2 separate regions of the Homo sapiens genome follow, and region 1 is linked to region 2. Evidence: chromatin loops called from intact Hi-C (ENCODE). Cell type or tissue: lower leg skin. All regions are shown on one strand. Each heading gives the region's core, and the rest is flanking DNA. Links, peaks and the distances in the headings are about the cores only.

Region 1 (6,396 bases), core at 1,397-6,396, 120 kb before region 2:
CTGGGACTAGAGGCGCCCGCCATCACGCCCGGCTAATTTTTTTGTATTGTTAGTTGAGACGCGGTTTACACCGTTTTAGCCAGGATGGTCTCGATCTCCTGACCTCATGATCCGCACGTCTCGGCCTCCCAAAGTGCTGGGATTACAGGCGTGAGCCACCGCGCCCGGCCGAAACTCCGTCTTTAAAAAAAAAAAAAAAAAAAGAAAACCAAGAAAACCAACAATACAACAGACAAGTTACTATAATAGTATGATGACCATCCATGAACTCTTCACCTGAGTTTACTCATTGTTAATACTTTGCCACATCTGCTCTGTCTATATTGACACACGCCTACATAATTTCTTGTTCTGCTGAACCATCTGCAAATAAATTGCAGAAGTCATGTTCCTTTACTTATAAATATGTCAATGTGTTATCTCCTAAGAACAAAGGCATTCTGTTATATAACCCCAATTTGATTTTCTTTTTTTTTCTTTTCTTTTTTTTTTTTTTTGGGACAGAGTCTCGTTCTGTCGCCCAGGCTGGAGTACAGTGGCGTGATCTCAGCTCACTGCAAGCTCCACCTCCCAGGTTCATGCCATTCTCCTGCCCCAGCCTCCTGAATAGCTGGGTCTACAGGCACCCGCCACCACGCCCGGCTAATTTTTTGTATTTTTAGTAGAGACGAGGTTTCACCATGTTAGCCAGGATAGTCTCGATCTCCTGACCTCAGATGATCCACCCATCTCGGCCTCCCAAAGCACTGGGATTGCAGGTGTGAGCCACCGTGACCAGTCTTGATTTTCAATTTTAGGAAACAAAACTTTGATAGAATTCTATTGTCGAATATATGGTGCATATTCGAATTGTCAGATTTTCCAAAAATGTCCTTTATAGCAACCTTGCACCCTTCTGGATTCAGGATCCAATATGGCCTTTCGTTGGCATGGCTCTTCCTTAGGTCTTTCTTTTCTGTCACTGACATTTTTGAAATGTGCTGGCCGTTGTTTTGTAGCATGCCCCTTAACTTGGGTTTGTCTGATTATTCCTCAAAATTTAGATTCAGGTAATCCATTTCAGGGGTCGGTGGGGGCAAGAACAGGACAGAGGTGATGCTGTGGCCTCCCTAGTGCAGGACACTGGGAGGCACATGATGTCTGTCTGTGCTTCTATTGATAACTTTGATCACTTGGATAAGGGAAAGGCCACCAGATTTCTTCACAGCAAAGGTGCCTTTTTTCACTGCATGATTAACCTATAATCTGCAGGTAGATAATTTGAGAATATCTTGTTCAGCAACTAATTTTCACCCAATGGATTTGGCATCTGTGGATGATTCTTGCTGAAGCAATGATTACTATAATCCTTATTTATTTTTAAAAGCAGACTCCTGCAGACCAGCTCCCCCAAACAATACAGTAGTTCCTAAATGGTGGCAACATGCCACCTCCTCTCCTGTCATGAACATCTGGAGATGCAGGTTGCCCTGTTGACCTGTGGGTGGACTGCACTATTGCCATTTAATGGGAGGTACAGGGAGGCTAACAGAGATCTACTGCTCAGTTATTTACTAGGGTCATGGAAAGGCTCTGAAAGAGAAACTAAGAAATCAAAGGAGGAAAGGGCTCTAAGAAACTGTGGGCTTGGCCTCACTTCTTTGGAAGTGCAAAGCAATGAATTACATCAAGTGGTCATTGTTCCAGGCGTAAGGGCCTCTGGAAACAGACACTAAAGACCTGGTCCCTGAATCTGCCCCAGGAGATGCTTTGAACTATCTATTTCACTACTGCAAGCTTTCAACCCAGCCTGGAAACTGTACAATCCAGGGTTTCATCACTGAACCTAATCCTACATTATTGTCTTTGACTTTTCATCATTCTTTTAAACTTCGATTAAAACCCATCTTGCCAGGCCTTACAGTTTGGAGCATGTAGAAATATCTCTAGATTATGAGGAGTCCATTGGCTACACATAGAAAATGAGAGTTTTTTTGTTTTTTGTTTTTGAGATGGAGTCTCACTCTGTCACCCAGGCTGGAGTGCAGTGACTCGATCTCAGCTCACTGCAACCTCAGCTTTTTGGGTTCAAGTGATTCTCGTGCCTCAGCCTCCCGAGTAGCTGGGATTACAGGTGTGTACCACCATGCCCAGCTAATTTCTTGTGTTTTTAGTGGAGGCAGGGGTTTCACCATGTTGGCCAGACTGGTCTTCAACACCTGGCCTCAAAGTGATCCACCTGCCTAGGCCTCCCTAAGTTTTGGGATTACAGGCATGAGCTGCTATGCCCAACCCAAAATGAGAGTATTTTAAAGCAAGTGTTGTAGTTGGTTGGTTGGCATGTGGGTTCTCAGTTCTCAGCATCTGTGTGATTTACATTATAGAGGTACCTTCAAGTTTGAAAGGAGAAATACTGATAGTAAGCTACTTAGAACACAATACTATGGGCTGGGTGCGGTGGCTCACGCCTGTAATCCCAGCACTTTAGGAGGCAGGCAGATCACTTGAGGTCAGAAGTTCGAGACCAGCCTGGCCAATGTGGTGAAGCCTTGTCTCTACTAAAAATACAAAAATTAGCCGGGCGTGGTGGCAGGCACCTGTAATCCTGGCTACATGGAAGGCTGAGGCATGAAAATTGCTTGAACCCAAGAGACAGAGGCTGCAGTAGGCAGAGATCACGCCACTGCACGCTAGCCTGGGCGACAAAGTGAGACTCCAAACTCAAAAAAACACAATAGTATGTATGCAAAGTAAAATTGCATTTCTACCATACTACAAGAGCTCAAAGAGAGGCAGCACATCAGACCAAGAACGGCTGTCTGTGAAGGGAAGGGAACAGGTGAAAGGAGCACAGATAAAGGGAATAAAAAATAAATTAAGAGAATGGTCTTGTACAGACAAATGACAAAATGCCATGAAGTACATATTATTGATTTACATATAAAATGATATAAAATAACCAGTTGCTGCAAGTCAGTTGAAAAATCCTCACACTTACGTTATTTTCTGTTCCATAAATGTGTCTGGCTCCTGGGCAGTGTAGGATGTGATTTCCTGGCCCACGCCAAAGTCCTCGGACACTTCCACTCTCTTTTCAGGAGGCACAAAGATGGGGGCTTCATTCACATCCAGCACATCCACGGTGACGGTGGCTGTGGAGGTGGTGAGAGAGACCTCAAAAGGTACCACATTCGTCACTGCTACGTGTAGAATGTACTGCTGCTTGGCCTCAAAATCCAAGCCCTAGAGAGCAGAAACAATGAAGTTAAAAACAAAACGAAACATTTTGTGTTAGTAAAAATAAAATTAAATCCTTAACTGTTGCTTTTGGTAATATATTAGGTTGGTGCAAAAGTAACTGTGGTTTCTGCCATGACTTTCAATGGCAGAAACCACAATTACTTACCATGGCTTCTCAAATCTGCTCACCTACTCAAGAGGAAGGCAAAGCTGGGGCTATTCTAGGGATCCAGTCACTTCAACAAGCAATTCACTCAAATTCTTAGTTTTCAAGTTTCTTTCCTTATTTTATTTTTTTCTGAGACAGAATTTTTGCTCTTGTCACCCAGGCTGGAATGCAATGGCTCACTGCAACCTCCACCTCCTGGGTTCAAGCAATTCTCCTGCCTCAGCCTCCCTAGTAGCTGGGATTACAGGAGCCCGCCACCACACCTGGCTAATTTTTTGTATTTTTAGTAGAGACGACGTTTCACCATGTTGGCCAGGCTGGTCTCGAACTCCTGACCTCAGGTGATCCACCCGCCTTGGCCTCCCAAAGTGTTGGGATTACAGACATCAGCAACTGCACCCGGCCATCTTTTTTTTTTTTTTTTTTTAAGAGATGGAGTCTCATTCTATTGCCCAGGTTGGAGTACAGTGGCATGATCATAGCTGAGTGCAGCTTCAACCCCCTGGGCTCAAGTGATTCTCCCACCTCAGCCTCCCAAGTAGTTGGGCCCACCGCCATACACTACTGCGCTTGGCTAGTTTTCAAGTTTCTAGGACATTTTTCAAAAACAACCATATCTGCCCCACTTCTAAAATAAACCAGCACAAGAGCAGAGACCAGTAAATCATTTTCTCTGTCACCGCAAAATGGAAAGAGCTGAGGGAAGGAGAATGTTTCTGGGAAAGAGCCTATTAAAGCAGATAGTACTTCTTTTTCAATTTCAGGATCCTGTGTAACAGCTTCTTGATTTCTTTTTTTTTTCAGACAGAGTCTCACTCTGTTGCCCAGGCCAGGGTGCAGTAGCACGATCTTGGCTCACTACAACCTCTGTCTTCCAGGCTCAAGCGATTCTCCTGCTTCAGCCTCCCAAGCAGCAGGGATTACAAGTGTGCACCACCACGCCCAGTTAATTTTTGTATTTTTGGTAGAGACAGGTTTTCACCATGTTGGCCAGGCTGGTCCCAAACTCCCGACCTCAGGTGATCTGCCCGCCTCGGCCTCCCAAAGTGCTGGGATTGCAGGCATGAGCCACCATGAGCCACCAAGAAGCCTTAGCTTCTTGATTTCCTTTTTTTGAGACGAAGTCTCACTCTGTTGCCGGGCTGGAGTGCAGTGGCACGATCCTGGCTCACTGCAACCTCCCTCTCCTAGGTTCAAGCGATTCTCCTGCCTCAGCCTCCCTAGTAGCTGGGACTATAGGTGCACACCACCATGCCCAGCTAATTTTTGTATTTTTAGTAGAGATGGGGTTTCACCATGTTGGTCAGGATGATCTCGATCTCTTGACCTTGTGATCTGCCCGCCTTGGCCTCCCAAAGTGCTATGATTACAGGCGTGAGCCACCACGCCCGGCCTCCTTTTCCCCGCCCACCCCTGGAGACTGAGTCTTGCTCTGTCACCCAGAGCTGGAGTGCAATGGCACGATCTTGGCTCACTGCAACCTCCACCTCCCAGGTTCAAGCAATTCTCCTGCCTCAGCCTCCCTAGTAGCTGAGATTACAGGCACGTGCCACCATGCCTGGCTAATTTTTGTATTTTTAGCAGAGACTCAAACTCCTGACCTCGTGATCTGCCTGCCTCAGCGTCCCTAAGTGCTGGGATTACAGGCGTGAGCCACCACACACAGCACAGTTTCTTGATTTCTTACATGAGCAGGAAGAGCCACTGCAAATCCCACATGGTCCACTACAATCTGGGAAAGTCACCCTGTCCCCCTGCCAAAGCGAATCTACTTCTAAGAAGATACCAGGGGACAAGGGTATGAACAGCTGTGAGGATGCCAGTTTCTGCATCTTGCCAGGTACCATACAAACCTTTGCTGTTTTCAAAATGCCATCGTTGTTCACTGGATTTGTGGTGACGACAAATTGTCCACCATCATCATTCAATATGGTGTATACAGCCTCCCACGCTGGGGTATTGGGGGCATCAGCATCAGTCACTTTCAGTGTGGTGATTACGACGTTAGCCTCGTTCTCAGGCACCTGACCCTTGTACTGCAGAGCAAAGAGATGTGTCATTTACAAAGTACCAAGACTGCTAGCAGAGCTGAGTCTCAGGGGGCTAAAGGATTCCTCTTTTTTTGTTGTTCTTTTGAGATAAGATCTCACTGTCACCAGGCTGGAGTGTATTTGAGCGATCATGGCTCACTGTAGCCTCAACCTCCTGGGCTCAAGCAATCCTCCCACCTCAGCCTCCAGAGTAGCTGGGACCACAGGCATGCACCACCACACCTGGCTAACTGAAAGCAAGCTTCAAGGAGAAGATGTGACAAGGAGAGGCCAGGCAATGGGCGCACTGGGGTGCAATGGTACAATCTCGGCTCACTGCAGCCTCCGCCTCCTGGGTTCAAGCAACTCTCATGCCTCAGATGCCCGAGTAGCTGGGATTACAAGCATGCACCACCACGCCCAGCTAATTTTTGTATTTTTAGTGGAGATGGAGTTTCGCCACGTTGGCCAGGCTGGTCTCAAACTCCATCCTCAAGGGATCCACCAGCCTTGGCCTCTCAACTTGCTAGATTACAGGTGTGAGCCACCACGCCTGGCCATTATACAGGATGATTTAAACTTACCCTACTTGGTTCTCAATACCTTCTCCTTGAATGCATGTAATATCCTTGGCATACAATAATTCTCATAAGATGTCTTCCTGGCTATACCAGAAACACCATGAGAATGGAATCTTTGTGTGTGATGGTCTCTCCAGTGTCTAACACAGTGCCTAATATAAACTTAGAAAATATTTGTTCAATAAAGAAATGAAACCAGGTAATATTTGCTATAAAAATGTACCATGAGACTATGAAATCAGTAGGTGCTTTTTGCAACTTCACAATCTTGCACCAATTGGCCCCAGGCCAAGGGTGGAAAAAAGATACTAAAAGACAACTGCCATCTCAAGATGCTTGCTTTTAAGTTTAAAGTTAACATTCTCTAGTCTGGAGAGAGTTTTCAAAGACTTCGCCC
Region 2 (7,367 bases), core at 2,368-7,367:
ACTCCGTCTCAAAAAAAAAAAAAAAAATGTGCTAGCAAGTAGCAGAGCTGGCTGTTCCCCAACCCCTGCCTTTCAACAGGGACCCCTCCAGCATAGAAGAGGAAGTCGTCACACACTGTCCTGCAGGGAGGGCAGCCGCTGTTCCAGAAGAGACCTTGCTGGGGCTGTGGAGGGGCTCAGCCTTGGGGTAAGAGGTTAATGGTTCTCTCTCATGGAGCAACTGACTTTGCAAAGGAGGGCAAGTCTCCCCTCCCTGAGCCCACTTAGGCATGGAAGCTGACCCTGAGTATCCCCTGCCATTGAGAGGAAGCTTGGGTGAAGCCAGCAGGGTAAACAGAGCCCACTCTTTTTGCAGAACTCTGAAAATTCTAAAAACCATTGAATTGTAAACGTTAAACAAGTGAATGGTATGGTATGTGAGTTAGATGCCAATAAACCTTCTATTTAGAAAACAGTTCACTCCCCAGGCACCTCTGGGAAAAGTTTCTTTAATAAAAAAGTTCTAGTACATATACACGATTGTCCTCACCCTTCATCTATAGCAACGCAACAGGGAAAATAAAAAATAAGGGGCAACCTAGGCACACTCAGTATAAAAACGCAGAGATCCATCCGAATGGGAGGCATTGGGGTCTGGAAACCAGAAATGCAGGACGGCCAGTGGGCCCAGCAGCTCTGGGCTGCACTTTTGAAGAACTTTCTCTAACGTTTTGAAGATAGCATTAAAAAAAAAAATTAAGTTGCACCAGGAGGCCTAAGAAGGTTCCATTCCAGAGAGAAAGTCCACTGTAGGTCAGTCACAGCAGGCCCAGGCCCAGGACACAGGGTTGAGCATTTTACGGCAGGTAAGAGGCTTCTGGAAACTTGGCCTCTGAGGCAACCCTGGCCCAGGTGGAGAGGTTTTCAGTGCTGAAGTCAAACTGCCCACATTCCTCCATCCTGAAAGGCTAAGGAAGCCACCACTCTAACGTCAGACTCATAGCCTGTCTCCGCCAAGTTGCTACGGCCACTTCCTGACAAGCTCCGAAGTCCTCAGCTGAAGGGGGAACTGAGACCCCTTGGAGATGCTCTGTGGCCTGACGTTTGGTCCCCAGCCCTGCAGGCAGGCCGCCTAGTCGTCCTCCCCGCCACCGTACATGTCTGCCAGCTTCTTGAAGCGGCTGCCCCACTCGTTCAGATAATCGTAATCTTGGTCTTGGTCGGAGGCGGAGGAGGTGAGGGAGCTCAGGGACGCGGCGTCGGAGCCGCTGCCCTCATAGTCGAACACCAAGAGGGTGTCGTAGGGCGGGGCTGTGGGGTCTGTGTTAGCCGCCTTCAGGTTCTGCGGCAACAGAGAACAGGTAGTTAGGAGCGGCGGGTCCTGCCTCTTGCCAGCTGCAAGCCTCCATTTCCTCTCTGTGAGCCCCTCTCTCCCCTCCCCTAAAGGTTTTGGAGGTAGAAATGAAAGAATGCGTTATTCATGCAGAATTCATTCACTCAGGGACCAGCAGACAGCAAGTGCTCAGTGCAACACAGGCCAGGGGGTAAGGGCAAGGACTGAAATCAGACAGCCCGGGCCAGAACTCACACCACACACTAGCTTTGTGGCCTTGGGCGAGTCCCTTAACCACTCTATGCCTGTTTCCTTGTCTGTAAAATGACAATAGTTTTTTTCTTCCTTTTTTAAAGGATGCATGCCTGTGACACAGCCTCGGGAGGTACTGAGGACATGTGCCTCCGTATAGTTTTAAAGGAACAGATGAATGAGTAAATGAGTAAATACCTGTAAAGCAGTTATTAGAATAGCACCTCGCAACAATAGCTATCATTATCTAATAAGCGCTACATGCTAGGTCAGTAGTTCCGAAACTTAAATTATCTGGAGAATCTTTTATAAATTCTGAAGCCCAGGCCACACCCAGTTCAATTATATCACAATCTTTGGAGGTGAGCTGAGGCATCAGTGGTTTCTGAAGGTGCCCAGGTGATTCCAACACGCAGGCAGGGTCGGGAACCACTGTGCTGGCACTGTCCTAGCTGCCTGCTCGTTCAATCCTTGAAGTCTTCTACAGCAGAGGCTCCAAACTTTGCCCCCCAGGTGCAATCACCTGGGATCTATAATCCAAACCCAGGTAGTCTGGCTCCAGAGTATTCAACTGCTATATGTGTTGAATAAATGAATAAATCATTCCTAATTTTTTTTTTTTTAAAGATGGAATCTCCCTTTGTTGCCCAGGCTGGAGTGCAATGATGTGATCTCGGCTCACTGCAACCTCCACCTCCTGGGTTCAAGCGATTCTCCTGCCTCAGCCTCCTGAGTAGCTGGGACTACAGGCGCCCACCAGGACGCCCAGCTAATTTTTTGTATTTTTAGTAGAGACAGGGTTTTACCATGTTGGCCAGGATAGTCTCAATCTCTTGACCTTGTGATCTGCCCGCCTCAGCCTCCCAAAGTGCTGGTGGGATTACAGGCATGAGCCACTGTGCCCGGCCTTTTTTTTTTTTTTGAGATGGAGTCTCCCTTTGTTGCCCAGGTGTGGGGGGCGCACGACAAGACATTCAAGCCTATGTAAGAGGCATGTGAGGTCGAGGCATGGAAAAATATTGAGGCGCTGTGTGCATGTTGTTTGTACACAAGACTAGATCTCCTGGACCTTGAAAACAGGACAGGGAGTAGTATGTGTGATAAGGAGCGCTGAACACAGCCTCCTAAAAATGTGGTTTGAGTGTTTTTTACAAGGCCATATGTGCCTCATACCCGACCGCCAAGAGCCACCTGGTGGATGTCTCTTGTTTGTCTAAATTGTAGTTTAAACAAGCTCTCTCAATAAATACCTGGCAGACAGATCTTAGAGTGACGCTCTCTCAAAGGAACTGCTCCCCGCCCCGCTCAGCTAGAATTGTCTGAGTACTTCATTCTCGGCATTCACTACAGCCATAAGTTGCACCCAGGTGCGATCTTGGCTCACTGCAACCTCCACCTCCCACCATGTTGGCCAGGCTGATCTCAAACTCCTGACGTCAAGTGATCTGCCCACCTTGGCCTCTGAAAGTTCTGAGATTACAGGCGTGAGGCACTGTGCCCAGCCTCCTAATCATTTTTGTTGTTGTTGTTGAGATGGAGTCTTGCTCTGTCACCCAGGCTGGAGTGCAGTGGCGTGATGTCGGCTCACTGCAACCTCTGCCTCCTTGGTTCAAGCGATTCTTGTGCTCAGCCTCCCGAGTAGCTGGGACTACAGGTGCCCGCCACCATGCCTGGCTAATTTTTGTATTTTTAGTAGAGATGGGGTTTCGCCATGTTGGCCAGGCTGGTCTTGAACTCCTGACCTCATGATTCACCCGTCTCAGCCTCCCAAAGTGCTCAGATTACAGGCGTGAGGCACCGTGCCCAGCCCCTCCTAATCATTTTTAACCACTCTGCAAGTGAGTTCTATGGAGGAAGAAACAAACCCCAGAAGTTACTCAAATAAGCCAGAGGTCAAAAGCTGGTTGGTGGTGGAGTCAGAATTTGAACCCAGACCCAAGACTCCAGGCCCATGCTTGTTCTCCTGTGTGGCTGGTGCTGGGCTTGAATAAAGGGTGGCCCTCGACTGGCCTGCCACGCCTCACCTCAATTATAAAGTTGCCGATTTCATCTGGGTTGGCTGGCCGAGGACGGTACATGGGTGTCGGGATGATGGTTGGTGCCACGTCATTGCGGAGAACCACCTCCGGCCTGGCCTCCAGACCTCGGTGGAGCTGGGTGATGTCATAGTCCTGTGGGGAAATGCAGGAGAGCAGGTGACTGAGGACTCCTGTCCCCCACTCCCCTGCCACTTACATCTCACCCCACACCCCCTACCCTTTGGATACTCTGGCTCATGGGGAGGTCTTACAAGACAGATGATGTCACAGATTTTGGAAAACCCTCGTTTCCATCCTCCCTTGTCCTAGCAAATTAAACATAGGCTTGAGGTTAACTTGGCTAGGGCCAAAGAGACTACAGCAATGGACCAGAGAAGTGCTGGAGGATGTTAGAAAAGGAAGACGCATGCTTCATGCCAGGGCCTGGTCAACACAGCTAACTTGGTCAGTTGGTTGACCCAACAGCCCTGCCAGTGGCCTTAGGGGCATCCACCTCCCAATCCCAGAGCCCCCAGTGCCCCACCTGGTCCTCTTCGCCACCCCCCTCTTCGCCATAGTAGAAGACGTTGTCACGGGTGTCATCTTCTGGGAGTAGGAGGGGCTCCTTGATCTTCCGCTTCTTTCTCACCAACAAAAGCAGCACCAGCAGGAGGACTGCAAGGGTTGGGGAGTGTGAGTGCTCCCTCTGTAACCACACAGTGGGCCAAGACCCCCAGGCCCTCAGAGCCCCTCTAACTGCAGATGTCCTCACTCAGTAGCCAGAGCTTAACATGCTACAATGGCTTTACTTGCACCTAGGAAAACTTCAACTCTTTATCAAGGCTGGCAAGATTTGGTCCCAGCCTATGCCTCCAAGTCCCCCTACCCACTAAGGTCTAGGCACATTGGCCTCCTCTGTGTTCCTTGAATACCCCCAGCAACTTCCCCTTAAGAACCTTCATACAGGCTCCTTCCTCACCTGGCAGACTCTATGCATACACATGGCTCCCACATGTCAGCTCTCAGCTTATAACACCTCCTCCTAGAAGATTCTGACTTCCTTCTCCTCACCCATAATGCTGTCAGTCTAACCAGATTGGTGGTACTGATCCTTAAGAAAACCTTTCGTCGGGATGTCGGGATGGGAACCTCCCAGCAGATGTTGTCTTTCAATGAGACTCTCTTTTAGTCACCAGATGTCCCCTAATTAGCCACAGACTTCAAGAACAAGATAATGCAACTTTCATAGGGTACAGTAATCTAAACTTACGTGGAATGCAGTGTTGGAATTTTTTTTTTTTTTTTTTGAGACAGAGTCTCACTCTTGTCGCCCAGGCTAGAGTGCACTGGTGCAATCTCGGCTCACTGCAACCTCCGCCTCCCAGGTTCAAGCCATTCTCCTGCCTCAGCCTCCCCAGTAGCTGGGATTACAGGTGCCTGCCACCAAGCCTGGCTAATTTTTGTATTTTCAGTAGAGACAGGGTTTCACCATGTTGGCCAGGCTGGTCTTGAACCCCCACCCTCAAGTGATCCAACTGCCTTGGCCTCCCGAAGTGCTGGGATTACAGGTGTGAGCCATTGCGCCTGGCCGGAATTTTTTTTTTTTTTTTTTTTTTTGAGAGGGAGTCTCGCTCTGTTGCCCAGACTGGAGTGCAGTGTCAGGATCTTGGCTCACTGCAACCTCTGCCTCCCAGGTTCAAGTGATTCTCCCACCTCAGCCTCCTGAGTAGCTGAGATTACAGGGGCCCATTTATTTATTTATTTATTTTTGAAACAGAGTCTCGCTCTGTCACCCAGGCTGGAATGCAGTGGCGTGATCTCAAATTTTTGTATTTTTAGTAGAGACGGGGTTTCACCATGTTGGCCAAGCTGGTCTCTAACTCCTGACCTCAGGTGATCTGCCTGCCTCAGCTCCCAAAGTGCTGGGATTACAGGCATAAGCCACTGTGCCCAGCCCCAGTGTTGGAATTTTAAAAGGGCCTGGCTTCAGTGATGTGGTCTGAAAGGCTGGCAGGCTATTTGGACATGGGGGGAACTGGCCAACTGGGGATCCTGGCTGCCTTCTCTCTCATGCCTACACACAGTTAACCCTGTATTAAGAGGGGACCCTCTAGCCATCTCTCTATGGCAGTTCGATTTAAGAGCATACACCACTGCTCAGGATCATTACTTTTTTGCCTGCTGATGGAACTGCTGTCTGTCCTTGGCCAGACAAAACAGACCCAACCTTCCTTGGGAGTCCACGGGTTCTGAAGATGCATGCACATGTGGGCTAGACAGTAACCTCTCCTCTCCCGAGTCTGGGGGAAGGCAAGACGCCAAATGGACTTCTCTGAACCCAGGTCTAGCTGCCTACTGACACCTCCACTTGGACTGGCCTGGCAAGTCTCTTCCCATGGTCCTTCCCAAAACGGCAAATGGAAATGCCATGTTTCTCCTTAAGCCGAAAGCCTTGCGATCATCCATGGGTCTTACCCTAATTCCACACATCAATCTGAAGGGACTCTACCTTGAAACATGACCACCTCTGACCACCTCAATGCTGCCATCCTAGCCTGAGCCTCCCATCACCTTTTTACCCCTGGATTATGGCTACAGCCTCCTAGATGGTCTCCCTGCCTCCACCTTCGCCCCCATATAGTCTGCTCAGCAGGAATCTTGCAAAACTTAAGTCAAATCACATCACCCCTCTGCTCAAAACCTTCTGATAACTTTCAGTTCTACCCAGAGTCTTCACAATAACCTATGAGGCCTGACATGATGGTACCCTGTGCCTGTCACTGCTCTGACCTAATTTCCTACTTTCTTTTTTGTTTTGTTTTTCTAAAGACAGAGTCTCGCCCTGTTGCCCAGGCTGGAGTGCAATGGTGTGATCTCGGCTGACTGCAACCTCCATCTCCTGGGTTCAAGTGATTCTCCTGCCTCAGCCTCCCAAGTAACTGGGATTACAGGCATGTGCCATCATGCCTGGCTAATTTTGTATTTTCAGTAGAGACAGGATTTCACCACATTGGCCAGGGTGGTCTCAAACTCCTGACCTCAAGTGATCCACCCACCTTGGCCTCCCAAAGTGTTGGGATTACAAGTGTGAGCCACTGCGCCCAGCAAAGAGCATGTTCTTGTTGTATTCATATGATTGATCTCTGACTGACGATGTGTGTTGTCTATATTAAGACCAAGTCAAAATGTGGAAAAAACAACTGTGATAGGTTCTATCTTTAGAGCCAAGAAATTTGTTTTTAACTAAACATTTCCTCCCACTAGACCAGTAATTTGCAGACTCTAGCATGTATCAGAATGCCTTGGGAGCTTGTTAACATGCAGATTACTGGGTTCTATTCCTAAATTTCTGAATCAGTAAGTCTGGAGCAGGGCCTGAGAAATTGCCTTTCTAATAATAGCAAATTCCTGGTGATGCTAATGCTGTTGGAAACCACCCTTTCAGAACCACTGTGCGGGCCCCTCCAGATGACCTGATGGCAGGGCCGAGTCTGTTTGCTCACCACTGTATCCCCAAAGCCTGGTACATTCCACAAGCCCCAGAAAGACCTACTGATTGACTGATGCTCCTAGAATTAGGAGTTTAAGGAGTGGACCGGGCGCAGTGGCTCACACCTGTAATCCCAGCATTTTGGGAGGCCAAGGCAGGTGGACTGCTTGAGCCCAGGAATTCAAGACCAGCCTGGGCAACATAGTGAGGCCCCATTTTTACAAAAAATACAAAAATGAGCTGGGCGTGGTGGCCCACACCTGTAGTCCCAGGAACTTGGGAGGCTGAGCTGGGA

What was found. Hi-C counts contacts between places; a loop is a spot of excess contacts. Peaks named below come from ENCODE experiments on the same cell type or tissue, not always from the same donor. Only the 100,000 strongest peaks of a DNase experiment are listed, where the experiment ranks them.
Region 1: a loop joins it to region 2, with 2.4 times the contacts of the local background. A loop is called at or near these places in 46 of 110 quality-filtered maps.

The regions. Positions count from the first base shown.
Region 1 is chr16:68,812,341-68,818,736 of GRCh38, reverse strand. It overlaps CDH1 (cadherin 1), which reads right to left. Exons shown (of 16, transcript NM_004360.5): 9 at 5,242-5,424; 10 at 2,978-3,222. Among named protein-coding and RNA genes, the nearest start is that of TANGO6, 28 kb to the left of the region's middle. In lower leg skin, for the core only: no CTCF peak of the experiment used is centred there; no DNase peak of the experiment used is centred there.
Region 2 is chr16:68,692,145-68,699,511 of GRCh38, reverse strand. It overlaps CDH3 (cadherin 3), which reads right to left. Exons shown (of 16, transcript NM_001793.6): 14 at 4,127-4,257; 15 at 3,589-3,735; 16 at 1-1,321. The coding sequence ends at 1,112. Among named protein-coding and RNA genes, the nearest start is that of CDH1, 41 kb to the left of the region's middle. In lower leg skin, for the core only: no CTCF peak of the experiment used is centred there; no DNase peak of the experiment used is centred there.